Linked DNA regions of Homo sapiens: all the other regions are linked to region 7. A link is a loop called in an ENCODE intact Hi-C map of the cell type or tissue named here. Cell type or tissue: heart left ventricle. All regions are shown on one strand. Region 1 overlaps DDC (dopa decarboxylase). Region 2 overlaps GRB10 (growth factor receptor bound protein 10). Region 3 overlaps COBL (cordon-bleu WH2 repeat protein). Region 4 overlaps GRB10 (growth factor receptor bound protein 10). Region 5 has its middle 13 kb from the start of GRB10. Region 6 has its middle 180 kb from the start of GRB10. Region 7 overlaps COBL (cordon-bleu WH2 repeat protein).

Evidence for each region. A loop is a pair of places that touch in the nucleus more often than their neighbours do. Peaks named below come from ENCODE experiments on the same cell type or tissue, not always from the same donor. Only the 100,000 strongest peaks of a DNase experiment are listed, where the experiment ranks them.
Region 1: it touches region 7 in a loop (3-fold over the local background); 40 of 110 quality-filtered maps call a loop at or near these places.
Region 2: a loop joins it to region 7, with 2.3 times the contacts of the local background. A loop is called at or near these places in 26 of 110 quality-filtered maps.
Region 3: a loop joins it to region 7, with 4 times the contacts of the local background. A loop is called at or near these places in 14 of 110 quality-filtered maps.
Region 4: it touches region 7 in a loop (2.2-fold over the local background); 7 of 110 quality-filtered maps call a loop at or near these places.
Region 5: a loop joins it to region 7, with 5 times the contacts of the local background. A loop is called at or near these places in 60 of 110 quality-filtered maps.
Region 6: a loop joins it to region 7, with 2.5 times the contacts of the local background. A loop is called at or near these places in 5 of 110 quality-filtered maps.

Annotation. Positions count from the first base shown.
Region 1 is chr7:50,470,003-50,474,002 of GRCh38, forward strand. It overlaps DDC (dopa decarboxylase), which reads right to left. Exons shown (of 15, transcript NM_001082971.2): 12 at 71-169. Among named protein-coding and RNA genes, the nearest start is that of FIGNL1, 22 kb to the left of the region's middle. In heart left ventricle, no CTCF peak of the experiment used is centred here; no DNase peak of the experiment used is centred here.
Region 2 is chr7:50,695,336-50,699,335 of GRCh38, forward strand. The region is part of intron 5 of GRB10 (growth factor receptor bound protein 10); the gene reads right to left. Among named protein-coding and RNA genes, the nearest start is that of GRB10, 86 kb to the right of the region's middle. In heart left ventricle, a CTCF peak has its summit at 1,548 (motif pointing right); no DNase peak of the experiment used is centred here.
Region 3 is chr7:51,120,145-51,124,144 of GRCh38, forward strand. All of the region lies in intron 6 of COBL (cordon-bleu WH2 repeat protein), which reads right to left. Among named protein-coding and RNA genes, the nearest start is that of COBL, 190 kb to the right of the region's middle. In heart left ventricle, a CTCF peak has its summit at 2,142; DNase peaks (open chromatin) are centred at 2,199 and 3,707; H3K27ac peaks cover 2,115 bases.
Region 4 is chr7:50,593,621-50,597,620 of GRCh38, forward strand. It overlaps GRB10 (growth factor receptor bound protein 10), which reads right to left. Exons shown (of 19, transcript NM_001350814.2): 18 at 1,817-1,910. Among named protein-coding and RNA genes, the nearest start is that of DDC, 30 kb to the left of the region's middle. In heart left ventricle, a CTCF peak has its summit at 2,102; no DNase peak of the experiment used is centred here.
Region 5 is chr7:50,793,623-50,797,622 of GRCh38, forward strand. No RefSeq gene overlaps it. Among named protein-coding and RNA genes, the nearest start is that of GRB10, 13 kb to the left of the region's middle. In heart left ventricle, a CTCF peak has its summit at 2,296 (motif pointing right); no DNase peak of the experiment used is centred here; H3K4me3 peaks cover 657 bases; H3K27ac peaks cover 547 bases.
Region 6 is chr7:50,961,571-50,965,570 of GRCh38, forward strand. No RefSeq gene overlaps it. Among named protein-coding and RNA genes, the nearest start is that of GRB10, 180 kb to the left of the region's middle. RefSeq lists an enhancer at 1,548-2,063. In heart left ventricle, no CTCF peak of the experiment used is centred here; a DNase peak (open chromatin) is centred at 1,581.
Region 7 is chr7:51,065,991-51,069,990 of GRCh38, forward strand. All of the region lies in intron 7 of COBL (cordon-bleu WH2 repeat protein), which reads right to left. Among named protein-coding and RNA genes, the nearest start is that of COBL, 250 kb to the right of the region's middle. In heart left ventricle, a CTCF peak has its summit at 1,878 (motif pointing left); no DNase peak of the experiment used is centred here; H3K27ac peaks cover 1,086 bases.

The sequences.
Region 1 (4,000 bases), 600 kb before region 7:
TTGAATTTATTTCTAAAGTCCCGAAAGACCTCCGCAATTTTACCGTGATAAATAATAAAAACAAAGTCACCTTGCGGATATAAGCCTGCAGTCCTTTGACTCCATACATCCTAAATACAAACCACATTTTCAAAGAGCGAAATCTTCTGCCCAGTGGTATCTGCCAATGCTGAAATGAAACATGAAACAGACCATCAGTGAGGAAGATATTAAAAGCTGGCTTCCTTTTCGGCTCACCGGCTCGCCTATTTCTCTTGGAGGCAGCCGATTCCCTGGTGGCCAACCTGCTCCCATTGCCATGGCCTGTCTTGGATGGCAGGGCCCTCGGTGATGTGGGCAGAGGCTTTCTTTGCAAATCTCCAAGAGAAAGGAACACAGATGGGGACTGTTGACCTGGGAGCCAGTGATGTTCATTGTTTTCACTCAACAGGTGTTTGCGGCATGCACAGCAGGGCCAGACCTTGGGCTGTCCCCTAGGGTTCCGTGGTGAGCAAACAGGGAAGACACGGCCCTGCCCCCAGTGAGCTCACCATCCAGTGGGGATAAGGGGGTAATTTTCATTGATGTCCTTGCCTACGAGGAAGGAGGGAGCCAGAACCTGCTCTTGTCTGCCACTTCTGCCCCAGATGTTCTGGCACTGTTTTCTAGAGCAATACTGGTTCCCTCTTGGTCCTACTGATCACCATGGAGTGACCCCAAGACCCCTCATCAGAAGACACAATGTGTGTCTCCATGCTGGTGCTCCAGAAGCTTTCCCTGTCCTTCCTCTGGTTTTCCCAGACCCAGTCAGTTGACCGGCCCCCACACACTGAGGGATGGAGATGTGGTGAAGTGAGTAAGGAAGGACTGGGACGAGGAGACTGCTGGGAAGTGAGCATAGCAGCACTGTGTGGTCATCTTAACAGTCATATTCTATTTCAGCTATAAAGGAGACACTGAGGAGAGCTGAGCCAGCTCCCTACTGGGCCTGGGTGACACAGTGCAGCCAGGCGCGACACTCTAGCGCAGCTGGGCCATCTGCCGGGTGGGACTGCTTAGCCGGAGTCCTGAGTCCCGCACTGCTCCCCAGTAGGAGGGCTTGCAGGTGTTTTTTAAAGTGTGGGTGAAGGCCGGATGCGGTGGCTCACGCCTGTAACCCCAGCACTTTGGGAGGCCAAGGCAGGTGGATCACCTGAGGTCGGGAGTTTGAGACCAGCCTGACCAACATGATGAAACCCTCTCTCTACTAAAAATACAAAAATTAGCCTGGTATGGTGGCACATGCCTGTAATCCCATCTACTTGGGAAGCTGAGGCAGGACCCAGGAGGCGGAGGTTGCAGTGAGCCAAGATGGCGCTATTGCACTCAAGCCTGGGCAATAGAGTAAGACTCCATCTCAAAATAAATAAATAAATAAAATAAAGTGTGGGTGGAATGAACAGGTGGCAACTGCTTCTGAACACAAGAGAAGTAGCTCAAGGGCCCAGAGCCATGGTTCTGCAGGAGCTTCTCAAGTCAAAAGGGAAACAGGGACCCAACCTCTGACTCAGGCATTCAGTGTGGTTCCCCCCAGTTGCACACCAGGCCCTGCCCGGTGTGTTGACACATTATCTCCTTTGAGCTTCCTAGCAGCACTGTAAACAAGGGTTCGGATCCCCACTTTCTTGGAGCAAAAGCAGGTATGGAGAGTGACTTGCCCAATGTCACCAAGCCAGCATGCAGCAGAGCCTGAGCCGAACCTGCACACACAGTTGTCTGCTGGTCAGCACTGTTTGCAAGCTGTTGGGCTGCTCAAGAACTAAGCTAACTTGTCTTTTGGGAAATCTAAAAGAAGAACCCCTTATCCCACCACTAGCTGACTGACTATCTAACAGTCAGTAAAACGACGCTTCCCTGCCATGGTTCAGCATGGGCGCTGTGTTCCAAAATCATTCCTCGACTGGTCAACTTCCTACAAATTAAAATGTTAGATTTCAGTCTAACATTTGGAAGAATACCAAGGTAAACTTAATTTCTGTGGTCCCGGAGTGAAAATGCACACAATCTAATTGAATGCTCACTCAAATGTGGCTCCAAATGTTGTCATGTTCTCTCCAGAGACTGAATTCGATGCACTGTCCCCTCCCCCAATATGCTCCTGGGTGCCTGCAGTAGACAGCTGTGACCCCTGTGTACCCAGCCTCACCTCCTGCCAGACTAAGTTCCCAGAGGAAAGGGACTCTGTCTCATTTGCCTTTTTAGTCCCAGCCCCAAGCCCAGCACCTGGCTTGGCATGGCGCGGCCAGCCCACATTTTGTGGAAGATTGTTGATGGACGTACTTAAATAAATCAGGAGTAAAACCCATTTGACCCTCATTCATGGGTCATCTGAAAGGATTCTTTATGTAGAAGTCAATTCATATTTGATGCTTCCCGGACATCAAATGATCTATTTCCTGGTACTTTTTCCTCCACAATTGATCATTTTTAAACCTGTATTTTGTCCCATTTTTGATAAGCCATCAACATCTTCCAGAAGATGCAGTTTCCTCATCCAAATAGCATGCAGGGCTGCATGGCTCAGTGGCTTGTGACCTAGGTCCGTGGTCCTGTCTTTCAATAGGTTCAGCAAACTTTTCTGAACCTCTGTCTCCTCCCCTATGAAACAGGCATAATGATGCCCACTTTACCCAGGACCGTGCAAACTGGAGGCAAATGGTGCTGTCTTACATCTTCAGTGTGCCGTTCACCATCAGAAAGAACACAGAGCTCTCTTGCCATACCTCGCGTCCTGAACAGCCTCCTCCTGGGACTAACACTCTGTCCTCGTGCCCTCATCTACTGACGGGGGATAGAACTACCAGGGTCTGCTCATCCTTTTCACCCCACACTTTCTCACTGGCCCAGTAGGCAGCCCACCATCCAGGGATCTTCTCCCCAGACTGATGGATCTTCTCCCCAGACCGCCTTAGGTTTGGGTTTCCAGCCTCTTTGAACAAAATGAGAATGTCTATGATATTCCTTCCCATTCCCTGCTGAGCCCAGCAAAGCAAATGCTCTGGGGACATTTGCCTGGAATTCACATTCAAGGTGGGAATCATAGAGGAGCCTGAGAGGTGCATGTGAGCACAGAGAGGGAAAGAGGTCACTGCATTGTAGCTAAAATAGCAGCAAAGAGAAGATGCCGGGAAATACGGCCAGGGACATCCCTGGGTTGTGGCAGATGGAGAGGGTTCAGTAAGAGGCAGTGACACTTGTGCCTGCACCCAAGGGATAGAAAGAGCAAAGCTGGGCTGAGAGGTGCCCTGGGGGCTCTGCACACCAGGGCCCTGAGGCTGCTCCCATACTCACACCCGGCCAACTTGTGTGTGCTTTCCCGGTGGCTGCCCGGGGCTGTCCCCACATGGCCACTCCTGCTTCCTGGGGCTGGTATGCTGAGGCCTAATGCCTGTGCTTCGCATTTAGAAGCCCCTCTGCTCCAGAACAGCTTTCACCTTCTGCATTCCATCTTTCATAAGGTTCATGCGTTTGTCCCCTCATCAGCCATGAAACATTGGCTGTGAACACATGATGTGCCATCTCCAGCCCTCTCTAGGAACACAGCAGCACAGAAGGCCAATCACCCCAGAGAGCCTCCCAAGCCTGGTGGATGGATGCCAGTGGGACTGGGCTGCTGTGGTGCTTCCCATCTGCCTGGGTTCCTTTAGAAGCAACAGGCAGCCAAACAAGGACTGTCCCCACATGGCTCCTGACTCATGCACTGCCAGCCATAGTGCCAGGGATCTCAGCATCATTGCCTGCCACAAGCGGCAAGAGGAGAGCTGGCAGGCAGAGGACTAGCTAAGGACTTGGGGCATGTCCTCTTGGGCCACAAAGGGCAGGCTGGAGGATCGAGGTGTCTCAGGTGTGTTTCAGAACAGGCATCAGGGCCTGCGTGGTCTGCGCCTCTGTCTCCCTCAGTGGCCTGGGAGTCTTGGAGGTGGCTTTGGGCCTCACTCACCTCTGAGTAGCTGCAGGAGCAGCTCATAGCTCCTGGTTGGAA
Region 2 (4,000 bases), 370 kb before region 7:
AACCTTTGAGGAAGGCATTATCCTGGATCAGTAAGTTTTCTAGGGAGTGAGAGTAACACACCTTCCAGCAAGAGGACCTATTTTCATTTTCCCTCTTGTACATGTCGTACGTCATCCTCTTGGCTGCTTTCTTTCTTAAGCAGGGGCAAAGAATATAACGCAACCTTTACTGACTTCAGTCCTCTCTCTGAGCATGATTGATGTCCACTGGGCTAATGAGGTGTAATGCTATTTGCTCCTAGGTAAATGGACTTACCCTGCTGGACTCCGTGAGTTCTAATGGCTCCTTTTGCTGGCCTCTCTCTTCCAATACTATACCGCTGCCAAAACCAACTCTTACTGAGGTGAACTTACAGGAATTTCCAGGGTCTTTTGTTCCTTCCTGTCTGCTATAGGTTTAGATAATAAACATTCAAAGTTCTGTCATTGTATTTTTAAATAAAATGAAAAATAATAGTAATTATATTTTTATTTTCATTATGAAAAATTGTTACATTTGTTCAAAATTTTTAAATGCACAATATTACAAGGTGAATAAAAATCACCCATAATCCCACCACCCAAATTAAACATCATTATATAAAACATATATTGTGCTCTTATTTTCTCTTTCTACAAAATTGGGACCATACAGTACCGTAACCTGTTTCCCTGTTTTTTTCACTCAGTAAATCTGAGCATCTTCTCAAATTACTAGATATTTAACATATTTTAAGACAGAATAATAGTCTATCATCAGTGTATGTAATGTTTATCTGATCAGTCTTGTCTTTCCCTATTTCCTTTATTCTAGGGGAATATGCTATTGATTGAATTGAAATGGATATACATGCACACACATGCACACGTCATTGAAATAAATTCCTGGAATTGATGGGTTTAAATGTATGACCTTTGCAAGGCTTTTGTTAGACAGTAGCAAACCGCCTTCCAGAATTAGACCCACTTCTTCGCACTCACCAGCAAGAGTTACTTCTTAAAGAGGGCACACCATGGCAGACATGATATCCTGTGCTTTACAGACGCCTCTTTCCAGTTCTCACAACAACTTCACAAAGAAGGCACTGTTGTCCCATGTTATAGACAAGGAAACTGAGGCTCAGTACACAAGACAGCAGAGTTTCAAATGAAACCAGCACTCACTGGCAGCCTCTCAGGCTGTTACCACTGCACCACACGGCCCACTAAGCTCATGAGCCTTTGGGAGCTCTCTACAGAGTCAACTCTATCTGCTTTTGTACACAGACTTCAACATCTCTTTTTCAACCCTTTGGGCATCTTTACTCAATTGGGTTCCTGGTGAGAGGCATGGCCAGGAATCTCTGCTTGGGTTATGAGCAGTAACAACAATCAGACAAAATTTGCCTAAAACTGAGAGGCCAAACTTCTAAAAATAAAACTTCACATCTCAAAAATATTGTTAAGGAAAAAACTAAATATAGCATTACCCTACAATCCAGCAATTCCACTTCTAGATACATACCCCAAGGATTTGAAAGCAGGAACTCAGACCCTTGTATGTCAATGTTCACAGCAGCACTATTCCCAACAGCCACAAGGTGGAGGCAACCCAAGTGTCCCTCCCTCAACAGATGATGGAAAAATAAAATGTGGTCCATCCACACAATGGAATATTATTTGGCCTTCAAAAGGAAGGAAATTCTGGCACATGCTACAACATGGGTGAACCCTGAAGACATGCTGAGCGAAGCCAGTTACAAAAGGACAAATAGTGTATGGTCCCACTTACATGAGGTACTAAGAACAGGCAAATCAAGTGACAGGAAGTAGATTAGAGGTTACCAGGGACTGGGGAGAATTATTGCTTAATGGGTACAGAGTTTCTGTTTGGGGTGATAAGAGTTTTGGAAACAGATAAATGGTGATGGTTGCACAACACTGTTCACATGACCAATGCCACTTAATGTACACTTATACAAACGACTAAAATGGTTAATTTTGTTTTATATATTTTTAATAAAGAAAGGTTTTTTCAAAATCGTCAAAAGTAATTCCAGCTATTGCAAAACCACCCCCTTTCAAAGAAAAGTACATCCCTCTCTGCTGTGTGCTGCTAAGAAATGTGGGATGCATTTTTAGCAACTGTCACACAAAAATAAGCTGCTTACATTAGTTAGGAACAAGGTAATAAAACAGGAGCAATAAATCCTCTTTGCCAGATAGCAGTAACAGGTCAAGGAAAGTCACAGCTAATCTTTTATTCTAAACATCAGGTTCCATGCAAGGATCCAGGCCACTCTGGATCAAACATACCATGTAAAGCTACAGCCTATGATGGCAGCATCTGATTATGCCTCGAAAATTAAGGAAGCAGGAAAGAACCGCACTGTATGTTTGTTAGATTTGGTCATAGGTCCCAAAGCATCTCGTTAAAAAGAATCCCCAAAGTTGAACTTGGTGTCAGGCACAGAGATGGGAAAGGGAAGGCACTGACTCCTGTAGGCTGTGCTGTGGGCTGAACCACCCCCACCCCACCCCAGGGAGGGAAGGAGCCTTTGTACCCAGTGCCAGGGAGCTGCAAGCCCCAGGTCCATTCTGCACAGACTCACAGGGCTGTGAACACGCCAAGAGGGAGGATGAACACTCTGCACTTGGACCCACTTAAAAGAAGGATCTGTGTCTTTCTGTTCCATCTAACAGCCCTCAGAGCACAGGCTTCCTTGATTTCCAGCTCAGTTGGTTTCCATTTTTCTTGTGAAATGAGTATCCAGAATCAGACACAAACACATCATGCTTTCCTTTTTTGTAAACTGCCTGCTCATGTTCTTTGCCAGTTTTTCTATGTAATTGTTTATCTTATTTTATTTATAGGATTTTTTTTACATAAACAGGATACTAATACTCTGCATGTTACATGCATTTTTGTATGTACATGCAAGAAGTTACAAATTATTCTCCCAGGCTGAAGTGCGCCTTTCAGCATGTTAAATATCATCTGTAACGTCTACATAGAAATATGTAATGGTAATACAGTCAAATTTACCATTTTCCCTTTATGGTTGTGCTAAGTCTTATTCACAAAAGTCTTTCTTAGCCTAAGAGAATAAAGATTCTCACTATTCATTAATTCTTGTCATTCAAACAAATAAAAGGCATTTTGTTCTTTCACTTTTAATTATTTAATTGGCCTGAAACCAATTATTGTGTAGAATACGCAGCAGGGTTCCATTCCTTGCCACCCCATGTGAACAGTCATGGTTCCTGTAATCTCTGTTCTGCCGTGATTTCACTGTGCTGTATGTTTCCATAAATGTGTGGGTCTCCTTATGGGATATCTATTCTGGTCCTTTGGTCTATTTGTCTGGCCTTGAACTAACAACATCCTTTCTTAGTTGTGATACCACATAAGAGGGATTGCTATCTGATAGTGCAAATCAATCCTCCAAACGCCTTGTTGTTTTTCAAATTTGTCTTCAAATTCTTGAGTTTCACTCTTTCTTATTAAAGTTAGGAAACATTTTTCAAGTCACATGTGACAAAACTGTTAAGAATTTGGCTGCAACTGTATTAAATTTAAAGATAAACTTGAGAAAATGTGACATCTGCACTATATTCTGTCTCCTGATCCATGATCATAATATAGCTCTCCACTTACTCAGGTTGTTTTCATGCTCTGAAACATCCTATAATGCCTGGTAATCTTCCTGAATATACTCCTAGATAGCTTATAATTTTTGTTAATATTATAAGTGGGATTTCTTTTTATATTACATTTCCCAATTGTTTTTTCTTGGCATACAGGAGTACTATTCCATTTTACATGTTGATCTCACATTATATCTGCTTAGAGAATTCTTGCTCATTTTAAAAGTGCTAACATATCTGTGTAAATTTTCTATTTGAATAATTATTTGCAAAAAGACACATATTTCAGTCTTCCTTTCTAATGTTTACATTTTAGTTTCTTCATTTGCTTCTTTTATTACACTAAGACCTCCAGTGACAGCAGGCACTGCTGTCTAATTCTAGATGTTCATGA
Region 3 (4,000 bases), 54 kb after region 7:
AATCCTTTATAACTCTAGCTTGCAAGGATCAAACAAGGGGGTCAAAACAGTGTTGTCAAATGGTATAACATACAAAGGAGAAAGAAAATACATGGAGAGGGAGGGTAAATGGCCTAAAATATAAGTTATTTCACTGTCAAATAAATTTACCCACTAAAAATGTTTCAGGCATCAGTGAACCTTCTTAGGTTCACTGAAAATATTTTACTCAAAAATATAACACACGTAAGGCATTTGGAGAAACTATATTTACCATATTTAAGTAAAAAGATCTTACTTAAGGTTATACCTTTTAAAGGAAGTGGTTAAATAATTTTTTAAATTTTATCATTAATTATGGTAAATACACATACTATAAAATTTACCATCTTAACCACTTTTAATTGTACAGTTCAGTAGTGTTAAGTACATTCACATTGTTGTGCCACCAATCTCCAAAACTCTTTTCATCTTGTAAAACTGAAACTCTACCCATCCCACAATAACTCCCCAATTCCCACCCCCCAGGCCCTGGCAACCATCATCCTACTTTTTGTCTCCATGAATCTGACTACTGTAAGTGCCTCATCTAAGTGGAATCACATGGCATTTGTGTATTTGTCTTTTTGTGACAGGCTTGTTTCACTTAGCATGATGTCTTCAAGGTACATCCATGATGATGCATGTATCAAAATTTCCTTCCTTTTAAATGTTTAAGTATTTATTTTTGTATTATTACAGAATAATATTTCATTGTAAACAAATGAACAAACCACAGTTTATCTATTCATCCATCGATGGACACCTGTGTTACCTCCATGTTTCAGCTATTATGAATCATGCTGCGATGAACATGGGTGTACAGGTATCTGTCTGAGGCCCTGCTTTCAATTATTTTGGATATATGCCCGGAAGTGAAATTGCTAGATCCTATGGGGAATTCTATTTTGGATTTTCTGAGGACCTGTCATACTGTTTTCCACAGTGGCTGCACCATTTTACACTCCCACCAACAATGCACAAGGGTTCCAATTTCTCTACATCCCCGCCAACGCATCTTTTCTTTTGTGTTTTTTCTCATAGCAGCCATCCTAATGGGTATGAGATGGTATCTCATTGTGGTTTTGATTTGCATTTCTCTTACGATTAGTGATGCTGAGCATCTTTTCATGTGCTTGCTGACTTGTATATTTTCTTTGGAGAAATGTCTATTTAAGCCCTTTGCTCATTTTTTAATTGAGTTGTTTGTTTTTTGTTGTTGAGTTGAAGGAGTTCTCCATACAACACATCCCTTATCACATACATAATTTGCAAATATCTTCTCCCATTCTGCGGGTTGCCTTTTTAATCTGTTGACTGTGTCCTTTGGTGCACAAAAGTAAAAGCTTTGCAGATACTAAAATTTTGTAAGTTTGGTTGAGGAGTAAATCAAATGTCTTTGAAGCTGAAGGTTAGTTAACCACAATGAACCCAGAGCAGTCAAGGCTGAGTTCAGAATGTAAGTTCAAGACGAGATGGTGCCTAGGAGGCTCTGCACCCAGCTTCAGTTTCCAAATCCTGAACAGTGCCTCAAAGACAGGAATTGGATCTTTTTACACTGCTGCAAATTTAAAATCCTGATTTATATTTGAAAACCCACTTTTCTGATTGTGGATTATCAAGGTGGCTGGACAGAATCATGAATATACATATAAAGTTGCAAAATGTAAAGGTGAGAGAAATAATGAACTCACTCTTCCAGCAGTTTCCCTTCATAGTGAAAAACATACTGACTGTTGACGTGACTGACAGGCAAAACCAAAGTGACAAAGTATGACGAAGTACAAGGATAAGAACAGCATACTTAAATGATGGATATTTGAACAGCATAACTCTCTAACACAAAGCCAGCTTCCCACTTCCTCCATGTTGCTAAACTGTCAACGTGCAGGAGAGTGGCGAGCTCACCTTTCATTTTGATTTTATCACAGAGAGCTCCCATACAATGTCACACTCTAGTGAGTGTTAAAAATACTTAAGACTCTAATCTCCTTCAAACAACACTTGCTTCTTTAGCCACAAGTGTCAGAGAGGAAACGATCCACAAACAAAAGGTAGACGTTAAGCAACTAAAATAGCTCCAGCTTCCTTTCTCTGCACACTGGCGTTAGCTGCCCGGCTATTTCCACCAAGGAGGATCCTTGCAGCCTGGCTGTTTTCACAGGCTCTGCAGTGGGAGGTGCCACAGGTTCCCAGGGATGTTTGTGTCGGACAGGAACTCGGCTTCCTTTGTGCCTCTGAACACAATGCTGTCCTCATCTTCACCATCTCCAGGATGGGAGGAGGCAGCTGGACGCCAGAGATGATCTCTGCAGCACTTCTATTTCCCCAGTATTTTTAGAAAGGTTGTTTTGTACCATCATAAGTGTTGTTTTTTCGTCTCCACATTGTAGAATATAAATACAACCTATACTTGGCTGTTTATTACAAAATGCATTAGTATCAATTCAGTTATTTAGCTCTTTGCTAGTTTTGTTAATTTACTAAAATGGCAGATATGCTTTACATCTGGCACATTTAACATTTAAATGTCAGGCCAGGCACAGTGGCTCACACCTGTAATCCCAGCCCTTTGGGAAGCCGAGGTTGGTGGATCACCTGAGGTCAGGAGTTCGAGACCAGCCTGTGCAACATGGCAAAACCCTGTCTCTACTACAAACACAAAAATTAGCAGGGCATGGTGGCGCATGGCTATAATCCCAGCGACTCAGGAGGCTGATGCAGGAGAATCGCTTGAACCCAGGAGGAGGAGGCTGCAGTAGGCTGAGATCGCACCACTGACTGCACTCCAGCCTGGGCGACAGAGCGAGACTCCATCTCAAAAAAAAAAAAAAAATTGAATGACATAATTATTTTTGTAAAATGTAGACTCAAAGACAGTTTAGTTAGGCCTGAAAGAATCCTACTTGTTTTATTTGTTGTCCCTATCAAGACTTTTAAAGTCTCATAACATACTGTATGAGCAGACAGACAGATTTTTGGAAGTTGGGTAAAGCCAAAACAAAAGGAAGCATCTCAAAAAACAGGCAGATATCCGTATCTGAGCAAAACTGACAGATATATTTACAATGTATTTGGCTATGCCTACAGTAATGGCTTGGCAGTTCATGCCTTTTAACATGAATTTGACATGGGTTCCAGACTTCTTGAGTTTATGTATATTTGGAGCTGGCTAGCCTGATGAAGTTAACCCCATTTACTAAGTAGTTCCATCAAGGGAACAGAGTTCTACAGAACAAGAGCCTTGTATCCCTTGTCGCTAACTTGCCAGTTTTGCTTAATTTTTTTGACAAGAGGCCATGTGTGGAGGTGAACCAATTCTTTCATTTTCTGCCAGGATGTTTCAACTGCAGTAGGACTTTCTGCACAAGCAGAACAGGCTGCTGAGAAAGAGCACCATGAACAGACAGTGCTAAGAAAACACTCCAGTGAAAAATTCAAGGAGGCTGTGAATGATGGAGCAGGGGTACATTTTTCCTTCAAGAAGATGCATACAATTGTTTTTAAATCTTTGAGTTTTGATTCTCAACCAGCAAATGCATGACTTCCCTGTCAATGACGAGTAAATGAGTCAAACATTTTCTTCATTTCAGAATCTCTATGTCTAACAAGATCATGTTGAAGTGACTCATTGCAGTGCTACGCCATGTGACAGCACCATGCCACCTCCTCACCCACATCACCCCAGGCAGAGGCTGCAGAGCCACAGTCACCCTGCACCCCCCTCTGCCAAGTGTTACACAACTCTCTTGGATTGAATCAGCATCAATGCATGATGGCTCCATGCAGAAAAGACATCAGACAGGCCCATATTCTGTTGCTTACTGGCAGTAGTAGCAGCCCTGGGACCTCACTTTCCCTTTGTAAACCTCAGTGTCCTCATTGGTAAAATGAAGATAACAGAACCTGCCTTATAAGGATATTGTAAAGATGAAGTTATATGAGATGATGTGCATAAAAGTCCTAGCAGAGTGCCTGGGAT
Region 4 (4,000 bases), 470 kb before region 7:
GCAGTTATTTTTATTAAAGCAGGGGAATGCCACAGTATCTCCCAGAGAGAATCATATTCCTAACACCTATTTTAACTCAGTGAGTTTTCAGTTGGATGACTGTAGTACAGTGCAAAACACTGCTGAAAGGAGGTCGTGTTGTTCACAGGGAATAGGTCAGCCTTAAGGCTTGGCTAATTAATGAGCTTGGAACCACTTCGTAACTCTAAAACCATTGCTAGAGCTAACAGCACATCCCACAGCCAGTTTTCACACACAGAGGCTGCACACCTAATGCCCTAAGTCCCAAGTTGCTGTTCTTTTGTTACTTGTAGGATTTGGGCATTACACACTCTGCCTACCACGAAAGCCCCCTTTCTTTCTTTTTTTTTTTTAATTTACTCATCCAGCCTAAAATGTCAATCACTTTTCATTTTATATTTTGAGCTAAAAGAATTATAACTGTGTGAATAATATAATGCAGTAGAAGAACAAAAAGGATTGTCTATGCAGCACTTTCCCTAGGACAGTAATTCCTGTATTTGCATATAAGGTTGGCTGGAAGCTGGGAAGGCTGGGCTCAACCCCAGATTCTGTTCCTCACCCCAGTGCGGTGCAGGAAAAGCCACTGACAGCCATGAGCCTCATTTTCCTCACGAGTAAGGTGGGGATGTCAGCACACAGCAGGAAGCAAGCAGCCACAGAAAAGACAGTGCGTGGCACACTGCCTTCCCCTGGCTCACAAAAGCTAAGCAAGACACCCTCCTCATCCTGTATGGTCCATGGCTGCCAGTCACTACACGATTCTTGAGATCATAACAAAGTCCTGGGGGTCAGATAAGCCTGAAGAACTCCAGGTTCAACTGTGTAAAACAGGTGAGTTTAGTTAATTTAAGCCTTCTCAGAGCTTTTTCTTTGCTGACATGCAGATTGAATCTCTGAGAGGAAACTGTCCAGCCAGCCTCTTTTGGTAGAGTTTGGGTTCCACAGGATGCATTTCACAAACATTATCATTACCTGCAGAATTTATCAATTCAGCATGTAAACAGCTGCTATTAATTTTGTGTATTGTATTCTCAACTAAACTGAATTCTTGTAGGCGCTGATCTAGCACTCTAATCATGAACTAGAATTGAACTGTGGCATACTGAAGTGAGAGGTAAACATCAGGCGAATCAAACATAAAGTGCTTTGTCAAAAAAAGTAGTGTTGATTAATGTATTCTGTAATGAAGTTTTTGGAATTGTTCAAAGGGAGAATGGTCTTTAGATCCAAGGACCATGTGGAAGGAGAAACAAAATTACTCTTTGGGAGGCCACTTAACGCTTCTTGGATAGCCCTGGTGTACACCAGGACAAATTACAAGACTCCTCAGACTCCAGCAGCCAACAGGCAATCCTGCTGCACAACTCCTGCCTTCCAGACCCACGTGCTCACAGCTGCTGCGACCTCAGCTAATTCTCCTCCACCTCCCCTTCCTGTGACCTTGATCCTTCCCATCAGTACCCTTTCAGCTGTGGGCCCTCAGCTAATTCTCCTCCACCTCCCCTTCCTGCGACCTTGATCCTCCCCATCAGTACCCTTTCTGCTGCAACCAAGAGCTCACAGGCTCAAGGGGGGCCTCAACACCCTATCACCACTTTCAGGATTATTTCCAGGGAAATGTTTTTCTAATTTCAAAAGACAAACCTGTAAAGAAATTCTTGAAAGTTTCTTAACTGCAGCCTTGAAACTGTCTGATACTTACCGGTCTTGTCGGTTTATAACTTGAAAATTGCATTAAGAATGAAACCAGAAAACAAACCACAAGGACTGGTCTGAGAACATCAATACTTACAGGTAAGATCTGGAAATTTTTAATTTTCTGGTGATGACACAGTGTGAGTACAAATGCCTTTGGATTACTCTGGCTGTCACGGAGGAGAAAAAGCCTGGGGAAGGGAAAATAGTTGATTGCTAAAATATTTTAAAATCTGGAACTAATCACACACACACACTCTCTTACACACACACACACACACACACACACACACACACAGGCTTGGAGCCACAATGCTTCAGTGCAGTGCTTTGGCATTTAAGTGGCCTCTAGGGGCAACAGCACACCAGGCAAGCACCAAGACGGTAATTCTGAATTGTCATTCTCCATTGGAAAAAAGCTGGGCTCCTTGGGGATATGCCTGACTACAGGGTTAGGGCAGGGAAACTATAGGATGAAAAGGATTATTTTGTGCCTGCATATCAAGAAGTGCTCAAAGAATAATGAGGACATGTCAAAAAGACACAGGAGGCAGGATGACTAAATCTGGGCATCAAAATGAATTTTAAAAGTAATGAATCATAACCCATGAAATCGGAATCCGTGTCTGTAGTATTATTTAAAAATAAATAAGCAAATAAATTAATACGGGAGAAGATGAAAATCTTTCTTGGAGGAGAATGTCAGCCAATAAATAAAGGCAAGATGTATTCAAAAACTACCCTTTGGCAATTACTGTAGTAACTAACAATTAACGAAGGAGGGGGGATCTTCAACAAATGCTGAAACCAGCAGATGAAAGGTGGATGAGAAAAAAGAGTATTTTCATGGCATCAAAGTATTGTACTGTTAATACTTATTTACTACAAAGGGGAAAATAATAGCTTTACAGTGGAGAAATCCGGCCGACAGCATCTTCTTCATCAAGTGTCTAAATTACCACCACTAGCAATGAGACAAATTGACCTTGAGGGCTTCCGGAGACGATGTACTGAAGATGACACAACATCACTTTTCGGGGGTGCTCCCGCCAAAAATGCATAGCCTGAATCTCACCATGAGTGAGGAGCCTAGGCTGAGCCCAGGCACACTCTACAAGAATTGGCTTCTACTCGAAACGCAGGTCAAGATTATGAATACATGCTGGGAGAGAAGATTTAGGATGAAGATGTTCTTTTGCTATAAAGGAGGCAATTAGGAAGAAGGGTATAGATTAGACAATGAACTGCGTCGTCAATGTTAACTTCCTGGTTTTTATAAGGTACTGTGGTTATAGAAGTTCTTGTTCTTAGAAATTTTACACTGTAATAATTCAGACTAAAGGGACATCATGCCACAACTTACTCCTAAACGGTTCAGAAGAAAAAACAGTAACTAAGAACAAAGGCAAATGTGCCATAATCTTAATAAGGGTATCTGGGCGAAGTGTGTATAGTTCATCCTATTACTATTACAACCTTTCTACAACCTTAAAATTTTTTTTTAATCCTAAATTAGAATAGCACAAAAAAGGCATAAAATCATTGCTCTTACATGAGAAAATCTGGAGTTAGCTGAAAAGATAGTTATACATCAGAAAGCGAAGAAAGATCCAATGAAAGCTACAAAGAAGAAATGGCCTGAAAAGGAACTCACTTTAAATGTATCCAAAACCAAACTACAATCATCAGCAAAATCACCAGGTCTAGATTGTAATGTGAAGATGGAAAGCAGTTAAATAAGACTGGAAAATCCCATGCTGAAAAGGTAAAAGAAATATATTTTACTACAGGACTTCTCAGAGCCTTAAATATGTGAATATTCATGGTAACTGCCTAGCAGTTTTCCAATCTTACCTATGTAGAAACCTCCCCCACCCTTTCTAAAATAGCACTTTGCAGGCCTTGTGTGCTTCAGGATATACTTTGGGAAACACCGATCAGAATGGGATTCCATGGTTTGGCTTGGTCAGGCCAGATGGGACGGCGTGAGGAAGCTCAGACCCCACTGGGGAACACGCGGCACCGCCAGAGAGAAGACAAGGAGATCCAGTTCTTCTCCCAAGCGCTGGTGCATGCTGGGCAGCTGTGCCCACCTCAAAGACTTGTCAGAGTCATGTCATTCCAAATAAAACATCGTTACTCTGACACCCAGAAGTTTGCCGAGCTTCAGCTCTAACTAGAGGAAAATGTGGGGCGTCCCTTTCTCTGCCGTTAACTATCTGCTGTCTCCTTCTGCAGATGGGAAGCTACAGACGAGTGAATGGCAGCATGGCCCAGGCCT
Region 5 (4,000 bases), 270 kb before region 7:
CGGGGCCTGGGCGCAGGGCGTGGCGCGGGGGCGCGGGCCGCGGGCCGGACGGCCGGGGGGCCAGAAGCTCCCGGAGGTTCCTGCCCCGGGCTGCTGAGCGGGTTCCCCCCTCCTGCTGTCCTCGGGACTCGGGCGCGGGACCACGACCGCCGCGGCTCAGGAGGCTTCGCCAGTGAAAGGACAAATTGGACCTGTCCCGAAAGACAATTTATAAGCGAACTGTTTGAAACGCACAAAGTATTAACTGCGCAGTCCAGATCCTTTATCCTGGGCGCAGCAGGACGGGACGGAAGAGCTGGGGCTGCCCCGTACTCTGTCGTGGGCTGAAGGCACCCGGCCTGGGAAAAGGAAACCTGGGTTTGCTCACAGCCAGCCAGGTCTGGGGCCTCACCTCTTTGAGCCTCAGTTTGCCCCATCTGCGTATGAGTATCGAAGTGCGGGTGGAGTGAGAGGCCCTTCATTTTTTCTTAATGCTGCCAAGCCTGGTGTCCTTATCTTTACAATGGGCTAATAACGCCCGCCTGAGGGTTGGTGTCCTGGGGATTAAATGAGGTCATACTGGGAACATAAAGTGACTGCGAAAAAGACTCCCCTACCCCCCAATTGACGGAAGCCATTGTCGTTAGTGTGATTCTTAATATCTCTACCGAGTCAAAACTCTAATACACATAGCATAACGATAAGTATGTCTTTTCCTGGGTCTTGGCGTTCTAAACGCAGCTGCGACAATATCTTGCCTTCATAGAGCGTGCACTTTGTGCAAAACCTTCATGAATCCTTGCATGTAACCCCCACTGTGGCCCTCTAGGTGTTACTGTTAGAGTCCCACTGTGTACGGACTGGGAAACTGAATCTTGGAGAGGTTAAGTGACTTGCTGAAAGTCAAGTAGCTGGTAAGTGCAGAGCAAGGATTGGAAGCCATGTACGGTATTGTACCAAAGCCCCTCGTAGGCACCTGCTTCTAGCAGGAGTTATTCCACCTTAGACAGATGTTACTCATGGAAAGGTCATCCTTCCCTGTAACTGAAACAGACCTCCCTAAATTTTTGCCTATTGGTCCAAGCTCAGAAACACGTAAGATGAAAATCAAGAGAGGATGATATCAAAGGATTTTAGATTCCTAGAAGAAAGGAACACAGAGGACTCCTGTTGCAGACAAAGGACTCAAAAGAAAATTAAAGAACAGAAAACTCAGTTTGAGCCAACTTCTCACAAATGCATCAGCTTTGAACCTTCTAGCTTCTGCTGAAGGTCCAAACAGCAATCCATGCCTACACCAGTCAGATAGCCTGATAGGCAAGGAGGCTTTGATAGAGGTTTCAAAAGTTCCTTGATACATAGACATATGTTCTTTTGGAATCACTTGTGGGTAAATTCCATACACTATGGCCCCTTTACCCCTAAATACATTGATGTGTCTTTCCTAAGAGTAGAGATATTATGTGCATAACCACAATAGTCACCAAATTCGTAAATTTATATTGATAAAATACTTGTATCCAATCTAGGTCCATATTCCGGTATAGTCAGTTGATCTGACTATGTCTTCCATAGTATTTCTTTCCCTCTGTTACAAGATCCACTATTGAGGTCTAGAGTCAGGTATTGCATTTAGTTGTCTCAAAATGTATGGGTTTTCAGACATTACTATTCACAGAGAAGTGATCAAGATAAATGTCCTTAAGTGTTTTCCTGCTAGCATAGGTCTCTAGAATTCCTAGGACAGGCCCTCATTCCCTACATTTCCTGGCTCTCTGTAGACATCAGTGGGCAGAACCCATTCAGAGACACTTTCTGATGCAAGTTCATGAACTTGTCACTCTTGTGGCTGCAGAAGCTGCAGCTGTCCTCTGTGCAGTGATCCTGGATGAGCCAATCCTATATACAGATTGTATCTTATAGCCTTCCCTTCCCCCAAACTCCAGATGCCCCTGCCCACGCACAATGCTCCCTCTCAACAGGGTGGCAGCCACAGTGGAATCTAGCCATGCAGCCTATACGTTATCCTGGAGAGCTCAGCATACTGGGCAAGACAGGGAGGCTTGTAGTTCAAGCACTTCCCCAAGGGGAAACATATAAGCTGGAATTAGGTGTCAGGACACAGGATTCCGTGATAGTGAGAAATTCAATTATCTAAACATGAGCTAGAAGCCTCCTTCAGCTGAAAGTAGAGAATCTGATAGACTCTAATTTTTAATTAGTAATGAATTGATTAACATCTGTCTTCCCCTGTTGACTGTAAGCATGGTGACTGTGGCAACTCTGTGCCCCTTCACTAGTGTCCTTCCAGCAGGTGGAGTGCCTGGGACAGAGAGGGCACTAAGTGAATAGTCATTACTGGGGAATACTGTCCAGTGAATTAATTTCTCAGGAGCCTCTGAGACCTGGGCACTGTCTCAAACATTGCCAGTAACCTTGACAAAGGGAAAGTAGTCAGGGTGAATGGCACCCTGACAGCTAACTGCTTTGAGCAGCAGTGGCCCTCGCCTCTGCTCTCATGAGCCACTGCTAGTCACACGGCCCAGCCACCATCCCATGCGGCCCATGTGGACATGCGAGCACATGTCTGGAAAGCAGCCGCCTGCCCACCCCTGCAAGGGGAAGGGGGTAGTCTATAGTCATAATATAATCATAGTGCCTGCCCCAGAATACCTGAGGAGCCTGCTTGCACTACACATCCCTGGGCCCACCCAAGCTCTGGAGAGTTCACACTTCCAGGGTTCATCTGCAATTTTTTTTTTGAGACGGAGTCTCACTCTGTCACCCAGGCTGGAGTGCAGTGGCGCGATCTCAGCTCACTGCAAGCTCCGCCTTCCGGGTTCACGCCATTCTCCTGCCTCAGCCTCCTGAGTAGCTGGGGCTACAGGCGACTGCCACCACCCCCAGCTAATTGTTTTGTATTGTTTCAGTAGAGACGGGCTTTCACTGTGTCAGCCAGGATGGTCTCTATCTCCTGACCTCATGATCCGCCCACCTCGGCCTCCCAAAGTGCTGGGATTACAGGCGTGAGCCAACACGCCCAGCCCATTTTTAATAGACTCCTGCATGATGCACGATCTACATCCACACCAGTATTCCAAACACTCCAAAACGAGATGGACAGGCCACCCTGGAGTCTAGAGGTGGGGAGCCTGGCAGCATTCAAGGAAGGCTTCCCAGTGGTTGCCATGCCCCCATGGCACCCTAGAACATCAAAGATGGTAAGTTAGGCAAAGAGAACTGAAGAAAAGGCCTTTGGGGTTGAGGGACAGGCGTGTCTCTCAGACCAAACCCATGAAAGACCTTGGCTCCCTCAGGGCGCAGTACCAAGTAGTTGCATTTAGTCACAGAATGTTGCTGCTGGGTCTGGGGTTAGAGTTTTGATAACACACCAAGCTGGAGGGGTAAGAAGGGACTTATTTGTCAGATTTATATTTAACTATTTATACTTATTTGTCAAGTATAGGCTTATATGGCGATGAGAGCACCGGATATGTCTGTTATGGGGCCTACCAGCACAGTGCCCCCCAGCTAGCCCTGCTCTGTCTAGAGTTTCCCCACAACCCTGGTTTTCCTTGATTCCTAAGTACCAATTAAATTGGTCAGGGATGACGCTTGGCCCAGAGATTCCCATTCTGTAGGTAGGTGGGCCAGTGGGCGGAAGGGTGACCCAACCAATCAGAAGCCTGCACCTGGGATTCTGAACTTGAAGTACTGGTGGGATCTGCACAATGGAGACCAGGTGAGGAACGGCGAGTTGGGCTCAGCATAAGGATGGTGTAAAGTACAAAGACCCAAACAGATGCCGTCGTGCCTCCCGTCTCTCTGGGCCCAGGCTGGTACAGCTATTGTTTTGAACTTCCATAGAATTCCATTTTCCGTCATTGTTTATTTGTTTGTTTTGTTTTGATTTTGGTGGGGGGTTGGAGGGGGTAGGGACAGAGTCTGGCTCTGTCGCCTAGGCCAGACTGCAGTGGCGCAATCTCAGCTCACTGCAACCTCCACCTCCCAGGTTCAAGCA
Region 6 (4,000 bases), 100 kb before region 7:
GCCCTATAGAGAAAGGCTCATAGGCGACAAGGGGGTCCAGGTGGGAAACTGAGGCAAGGGGTCCTGGCTGCACGGCTGGAGCCTGACCAGGTGGTGGAAAACCCGTGGGATAAGTGGATAGAGTTGGGGTATGTTTGGAAGACAGAGGCCCAACAGCTTTCTGGTTCCCTGGCTGGAGGAGGCAGGTGAAGAAAAAGTAGAAATTAAGGGTGTGTCCTAGGTTGGGGCTTGGGCATCTGAGTAAAGTTGACGCTGTTAACTGCAATGGGAAATACTGGCATAAAAACAGGTGTGGGGGAGAAAGTGGAGACTTCTGGCCTGGGCACATGAGGTCTGAGATAGTATAAGAGGTCAGAGGCTGGGTGTGGCAGCTCACGCCTGTAATCCCAGCACTTTGGGAGGCTGAGGCAGGTGGAGAACACTTGAAGCCAGAAGTTCAAGACCAGCCTGGCCAATGTGGTGAAACCCCATCTCTACTAAAAATACAAAACATAAATAAATAAATTAGCTGGGTGTGGTGGTGCACACCTGTAGTCCCAGCTACTCAGGAGACTGAGACAGGAGAATCTCTTGAACCTGGGAGGCAGAGGTTGCAGTGAGTTGAGATCATGCCACCGCACTCCAGCCTACACAACAGAGTGAGACTCTCAAAAAAAAAAAAAAAAAAAAGAGGTCTGAGATGTTACAAGATGTCCTGGCAGAGATTCCAATCTTGAGTCCAGACTGGAGAGGGAGGCTGAGAGGCTGGGGGAGAGGGTCCATAGAGCTATGGGTACAAGTGAGCCAGAACACCAAGGCAGGGAGTGAGGGCCGGGATGGAAGGAAGGCTGGGAGGGAGCCCTGGGCATCCAGCACCCAGAGGGTGAGGAGGGGAGGGGAGCCGCCAAAATGTGTGCCGTTCAGGAGGAAACCCGCGGAGTGTGAGTCAACCAGCAAAGCCTTTCAAGAGGACCAGAGTGGCCAGATGAGTGCACAGCCCCTAAGGGATAGATTAGAATGAGGACTCGACCCATGGGAGGGCTGGACGCCCGACCATGTAGGCTGCAGCACATGTGAAGACCAACACCAGCAGTCTGACCACTGGTCAAAAGCATGAGATTTGGTATAAAGGAGATTTTTGTGTAAGCAATAGTTTCTGTTCCTCTTAGCCACATGATTTGAGAAAATTATTTAAATGACCCGAGCCTCACCTTCAACATGAGGAACATCATATTCCCTTTGATAAAATGTTGCTGGTGTAAGTGCTCCATAAATGACAGCTTTTATTAGCAGAAGCAGAGATAATCCAACTTCAATGGGAGATTAAACAACGACTTCTGTTTAGAGCTTTAAAATGAGTGAGATGTGTCCACCGCTGGGGTTCTTCTCTTGGTGCCTGCATTGCCCTGCAGGAAGCCTGGTGGTGGTGCCTGGTGTGGTCTGCCAGCTCTCAGCTGGGTGGGAAAGTGGTGCTGAATGGCCCCACCTCTGCTCTGGGTTTTGCCCCACAGGTCGCTGCAGGCCTGCCCCTGGGCTGTGCTGAGTCATCTCCGCAGGCAGGACCTCCCCAGGCAGGCACAAGGCACTGGGAGGTGCCGCCCCTTGGGCCCAGGCCAGTGGAGTTTTAATTGCTGCTCCTCTATTGTTGGCTCTGGTTCCGCTTCTGGAAGGTTTCCAGCCTTTGCTCCTGGGCTTTGGTCTCTTCAGGGAGCCTCCAGCTGCCTCTTTGTCATCAGTGAAGCCACTGAGACCTCCTCTTGGCCCTCCCCCTCCTCCTCCTCCTCCTCCTCCTCCTCATCTTTGCTGGATAATGAGGACTTCAGATCTTGTTTCTGAAGAGAGAGGCTGAGCTGACTTCTGAAGGGTGGAAGGCACCAAACAGGGAGAGGTTTCCAAATCTGGGGACACAGGACAACTGAGTCCCAAATTGTGAACACTTTATTTAAACCCTAAAGGACAGGTCTTTGAAGACTGACTACAGAGGCCACTCAAGGGGATGGAAAGAATATGGGCTTGGGAGGCACAGGCACCTGGGTGCAGACGCCTAACCAGTTCCATCAGGACCTGTGGCAGGTTGCCCACCTACACCAAGCCTCAGTTTCCCCATCTGTGGAGTGGACTGATGTCCACGTGCAAGCCATAGGAGAATTGCAGACAATGCATGAAAAGCATGGAGCCCGAGGGCTGGCTTTAGTGGGAGTCAAAACATGATCACTTTTTCTGTAAACTTTAATTTGGAGATAATGTCAAAGCTACAAAAATTACAAACAGAAAACTAGTACAAGGAACATCTGACTCCTTTATGCAAATCTCCCTTATTGCTGACATAAAAAATGGTAACGTGTTAAATCAATATTTTTAATGTTTAAGCTATTGCGTTGCAAAAACTTTACAGTGTGAACCCAGGCATGTCTCTCAATGTCTCTGAGACTGCCTTTGCTCATCTGTGAAGTGGGAAGGATGTTGTAGCATTTACACCACAGTGAGGGATGAGCAGGAACTTCTGGCCTAGCCACAATAACATAGCTGTCCTAACGAGGCAGGAAAATAGGGTCTGGAGGCAGAGAATATGAGGCTAGTTCACACTTGAGCTATAACAGGAAATATCCTCTCCATAGGGCATACACTATAAATGACTTTGTAACTTTATTTCATCCTCTCCCTTTACATGGGGTGTACACCAAGTCACCAATGTAATCCTCTAGTGGATATTTAAACTCAAAAAACCTCTGTAACAGGGCCTTTGATCCCCTATGCTCAGGCCCGCTCCCACATTGTGGAGTGTGCTTTCATTTTCAATAAAACCCTTCCCTCCTTGCTTTGTGCATTTTGTCCAACTCTTTGTTGAGGACGTCAAGAGCCTAGACACCTTCCACCATTAACATATTTTGGCGAGCCAGCCAGAAGGAAGAGATAAGCCCAAAGTTTGGGATTCATTTTTCTCCCTTTCCTTTCTGCTCCATTCAGGGGCTCTCTCTCTCTCTCTCCCTCTCTCTTTTCCTTTCCAACTTGGGACCCTTGGTGGGAAGCAGGTAAACATGGAAGCAACTGCAGGTTTCTGGCCATGGCCAGTGAAACTAAGGGGTTTCCATGTGGAGAAGGCTGACCGCCACCTCTTCATTAGCTTAAGGAACCTTGGTCTTTTTCATTTCCACCTTCCCGCCCCCCACTCCCATCCCACTTTCTTTTTCAGTCTTTCAGAGGCTGTTGCCTACTGGCTCCTTGGAAATTGAGGGCAATCGGCTGGGGTCACTCCCTAGTACTGCCTGAAGGCCTAAGAATGAATGGGTATAATTGCCCTGCCCCAAGTGGGAAGGAGTTGTTTTTTTATCTTTTCTTTTTTTGTTATTTCTTTCTTTCTTTCTTTCTTTATTTTTATTTTATTATTATTATACTTTAAGTTTTAGGGTACATGTGCACAATGTGCGGGTTAGTTACATCTGTATACATGTGCCATGCTGGTGTGCTGCACCCATTAACTCGTCATTTAGCATTAGGTATATCTCCTAAAGCTATCCCTTCCCCCTCCCCCCACCGCACAACAGTCCCCAGAGTGTGATGTTCCCCTTCCTGTGTCCATGTGTTCTCATTGTTCAATTCCCACCTATGAGTGAGAATATGTGGTTTTGGTTTTTTGTTCTTGCGATAGTTTACTGAGAATGATGATTTCCAATTTCATCCATGTCCCTACAAAGGACAAGAGCTCATCATTTTTTATGGCTGCATAGTATAGGCATGGGCAAGGACTTCATGTCTAAAACACCAAAAGTAATGGCAACAAAAGCCAAAATTGACAAATAGGATCTAATTAAACTAAAGAGCTTCTGCACAGCAAAAGAAACTACCATCAGAGTGAACAGGCAACCTACAAAATGGGAGAAAATTTTTGCAACCTACTCATCTGACAAAGGGCTAATATCCAGAATCTACAATGAACTCAAACAAATTTACAAGAAAAAAACAAACAACCCTATCAAAAAGTGGGCGAAGGACATGAACAGACGCTTCTCAAAAGAAGACA
Region 7 (4,000 bases):
TCGGACTTCCAGCCTCCAGGACAGTGAGAGAATAAATTTCCACCCATTCTGTGGTATGATATCATGGCAGCCCTAGCAGACTAACATATCAGTGCACTGTGTTGCTGCGCACTGTGATGAAAATATTAAAGTAATTGAAGTCCACGACAGTGTCTGTGGCTTGACAGGCCCACACATGGTGACTGTCTCAGTCTCTGTGGTGTCCTCTGATCTTCCTTCCTCTGGAGTCAAGCCCCTCCTTCCTGGTATTTTTGTGCAGCCCCATACTTGTTGTTGGCTGTGGGCTTAGGTGGGCTTGCACATGAGAGATCCTCCCATAAAGCTCAAACAGCACGCACCACCTCCTCCACTTTCTCCTTCCTCTGTGGACACAGGGAATGGCTTCCTGGGGAGATATGAGCAGGGTTAGAGCCTTGTAGCCCTCCCTACAGACTAACAGGACACAGAGTAGGGAGGAGGGATATGGAAGTTAAGCAGGTGCTTGGGACCAGACTGGCAAGGTTCAAGTCCTGGCTTAAATATTAACTTGCTTTTGGTTGCAGACAAGTTTCTTATCATCTACGTGCTGTTTTCTTATTTGTAAAATGAGGATGATAACAACAGCAGTGACCTCATAGGGCTGTGGTATAGATTTAAGGGTTACTCCAGGAAAAGTGCATGGGAAGGGGGTGCCACTTTAGCCATCATCACTTCCTGCCCCGACCCCGCTGGCAGCGAATCTATGAAGACTAAGACCCCCACCCCTCCATGGGCTGTACCTTCCTGTAGTCCCACTGTGCAGTCTGCACTCAAGCAGAGGCCACCTCCTTCATGGCAAGGTGCCTCCTGGCTAATAAATAGCCAGATGGAGGCAGACATAAGTGCAAGGGCAGAGACGAAAGATGAGGTTTGAGTTTACTAACATGGTTGATTTGGATTTCTGCCCTATCTAACTATGGAAGACTATTCATTTAAACAACTAACTGGCCATATTCTCTTTAATCTTTAAATCTCTTCCAAGTCATAAATTAGGCACCAAACAAGAGGCCTGACAATAACTTCTGGGAGGCCAAAGTGGACAAGTTCAGAATCCTTGCAAAGCCTGCCAGTGACCGAAGCACCAGGCTCAGAGATATATTGTGTGTGGGGTGGCGTGGGGGTGGGGAAGCATACTGGCAGCAACAAGCTAATATAGCCACATACTGTCCTTGGCCTCATATCTTCACACACGTGCAGGCACACACACACAGTGTATACACATGGATGTATGAGTGCACGCACGTGTTATGTATATTTGCACACAAGTTACAAATGTATATAGATGTGCATGTATGCATGAATATATACAAACATGAATATGTACACCATGTGTAGGCATATATGTATGCATGTGTATATATACACAAATATTTTGTACACACTTGTGTATGTATGCATAGATGTTTAAGATACACAATGTGCACATGTATTGTGTGGGTATGCATACATGCACTGTATATACATCTATGCACATGTACATGAGTCTAGATATGCATGCACCATGGGTGCACATGCATGTATGCACATGTATGTGTGCATGTATACACATACACACACATCCCTTTTTAGAACCACTAGTCACACTGTAACAGAGGATGGGGAGTCAGCCATCTGAGCACAGACCCTTCTTAGCTGCATGATCTTAGGCAAGTTACTAGACTCTTCTTGACTCACTTTCCCCTCTTTGTAAATGAGAGAACTCAATCCTATAATTACAGTCACTAAATTGTTGTGTGACTAGCTGCAACATAATATTGGCATAAATGCAGCAAAGCCCCAATGTTAACTTCTTGTATGTTTCTTTCCATTCTCTTCAACTCTGTCTATCAATGGGATAATCAGGGTTCCCCCTGGTGGCTGAAATGTGCGGGTAAAGTCATCCAAGAATCTCTTGTCTCTTAAATAAGCAGCCCCTTCGACTGCTTGCTAACCTGGCAGAGACGGAGTGAGGGTCAGTGGGCAGCTGGCCACTGCAGTGGAGCCCAAGACAGATGCTGCCCTGGTGCCTGCCGCTGCCTAGCCCCAGCCTGGCAGCTGGGCTCCTGACTAGAGCCAGCAATCCTGGTCAGCGGTTCTCAAGCCAGGCTTGAGCGGCAGAGGCGGTGGGCTGACCTCCTCTCAGCTACTTTTGGTAAACATGGTTTAAAGAACACACTCATGCTTCTTTAGCAGAAGAAAATTAAGTGGAGAAATTACCTTTGTTTCCTCTTGAAAACTTGGATAGGGGAGAAATAGTTCCAAAGGTTGTATGTGCACTCACATCCCCACATTTTCACTTCACAAAGGATGCATTCAGATGACTATTAAAATGCTGCGACCAGCTTTCTTTCTCCTCAGATCAAATACTCGCTTTATCATTAGGGTCATCAATTTTAACACTTAATGTTCTCCTTTTAAACAATTTCCCAATTAGCTAGAATGAAGTTTTACTTCTCAATTAATTTAGGATTTGTTATTAAAACCTATATTTTGCTAACTTTCCCATTCGATGTACAGTACTGTCATAAAGTAATATATATAGTTGTGTGCATGTCTTATGTACATATACACATATACATACACATACGCAGATTAAAAATGATGACTAAGGGATGCAAGGAAACTTGAGGGTGATGGATGTTTATTACTCGATGGTGAGTGATGGTTTCATGGTGTATACAAGAGTCGAAACTGATTATATTATATACTTTCTTTGTACATATGCAGTTTTTTGTGTGTCAATTACACTCCTATAAAGCTGTGAAATATAAAAAATAGCATAAAACCCAGAAATCCCCATCAATGTTCTTCCTACACTTCACTTTGCAATATTAAATGGAGACTTGTAGTTTTCCTACTAGAAGCTAAACGTCTCAATTTATAACCATTTACTATTATTTTATATTTATTGAACTTAAGTAACTCACTCTTCACATCTAAGGTTTCTGCTATGGAGCCTGAAGACTCCAAATGTAGGCCACTTGTGCAGTGAGTGACAGTTCCAGCTCATCAAAACGTTGCCCTCGGCCTGATCGCACCCAATCCTCACTAATATGACAATGACAATGTAAAGGGGCAGAATGGAGCCAGCAGACATGAAAGGTAATTTGCCTTCTGGGGCATTCCCTGCACAGCTCTGCCAATACACCACTGTGGGTGCAGATTCGGGGTTTGCCCATATGAGAGACCAGGTAGGAGAGAGAAATGATTGAGAGAGAAGGGCCAAGCGAAGGGCGCAGGGATGAGGCAGAAACAGGCCAGAGATACAAATATGCTTACTTCCACCACCAACTACACTTCTCTTGTTGGAACAGCAACTCTGTAAGTTTGTGCTGCATCTGCCTCTCTGGTCCTCTCAGGCTCCTGACTATAGGACATAATCACTTTCCCTTTAAATTTCTTTTTGGAAAAACATGAGCCTGAAAATACTGGATTCTTAGCCTGGGTGTTAGCTGTGGGATTGGTGGGCTCCGCAGTGCATGGCAAGTGCCGGCCTGTGCTCAGGGAGCACCTGCTGCCAAGCTATGCTCAAGGCTTACTTGAAGGATGTGAGCCCTTTGGGAAGGCTCTTTACACATTCCAGGAAGAACCAGAATTTCAAGCCAAATCTGACTTTTAATATTGGCAACTTTACCTGGCAGAGAGGATGTGTGTGTGGGCTAGACATGGCAATCTGCCATCCATTTCCATCCTGTGGTTGATGATTTGTGTGATTCAGGATGTCTTTATATTCCTCCCTACCACTTCTTATTCACACAAAACATACAAGGAAAGGATGCATCCACTCTTTAAATCTTGTCCCTTATGGGCCAAAGAAGAAAGTATGATAGATACTGACTATTCCATTTGCGTTTGGGTTTTATGTTTTGGTTATTTTTTCTCCTCACTTCCTGCCCTGAAGCCCTGTAGCAGATTTATCAACCAGGAAACAGTGTGTCCAGTCTAAATAATCTCAATAGATCTAATCTCTTTTGGGGGGGTTTCTTTTTCCCTTTACTGAAAA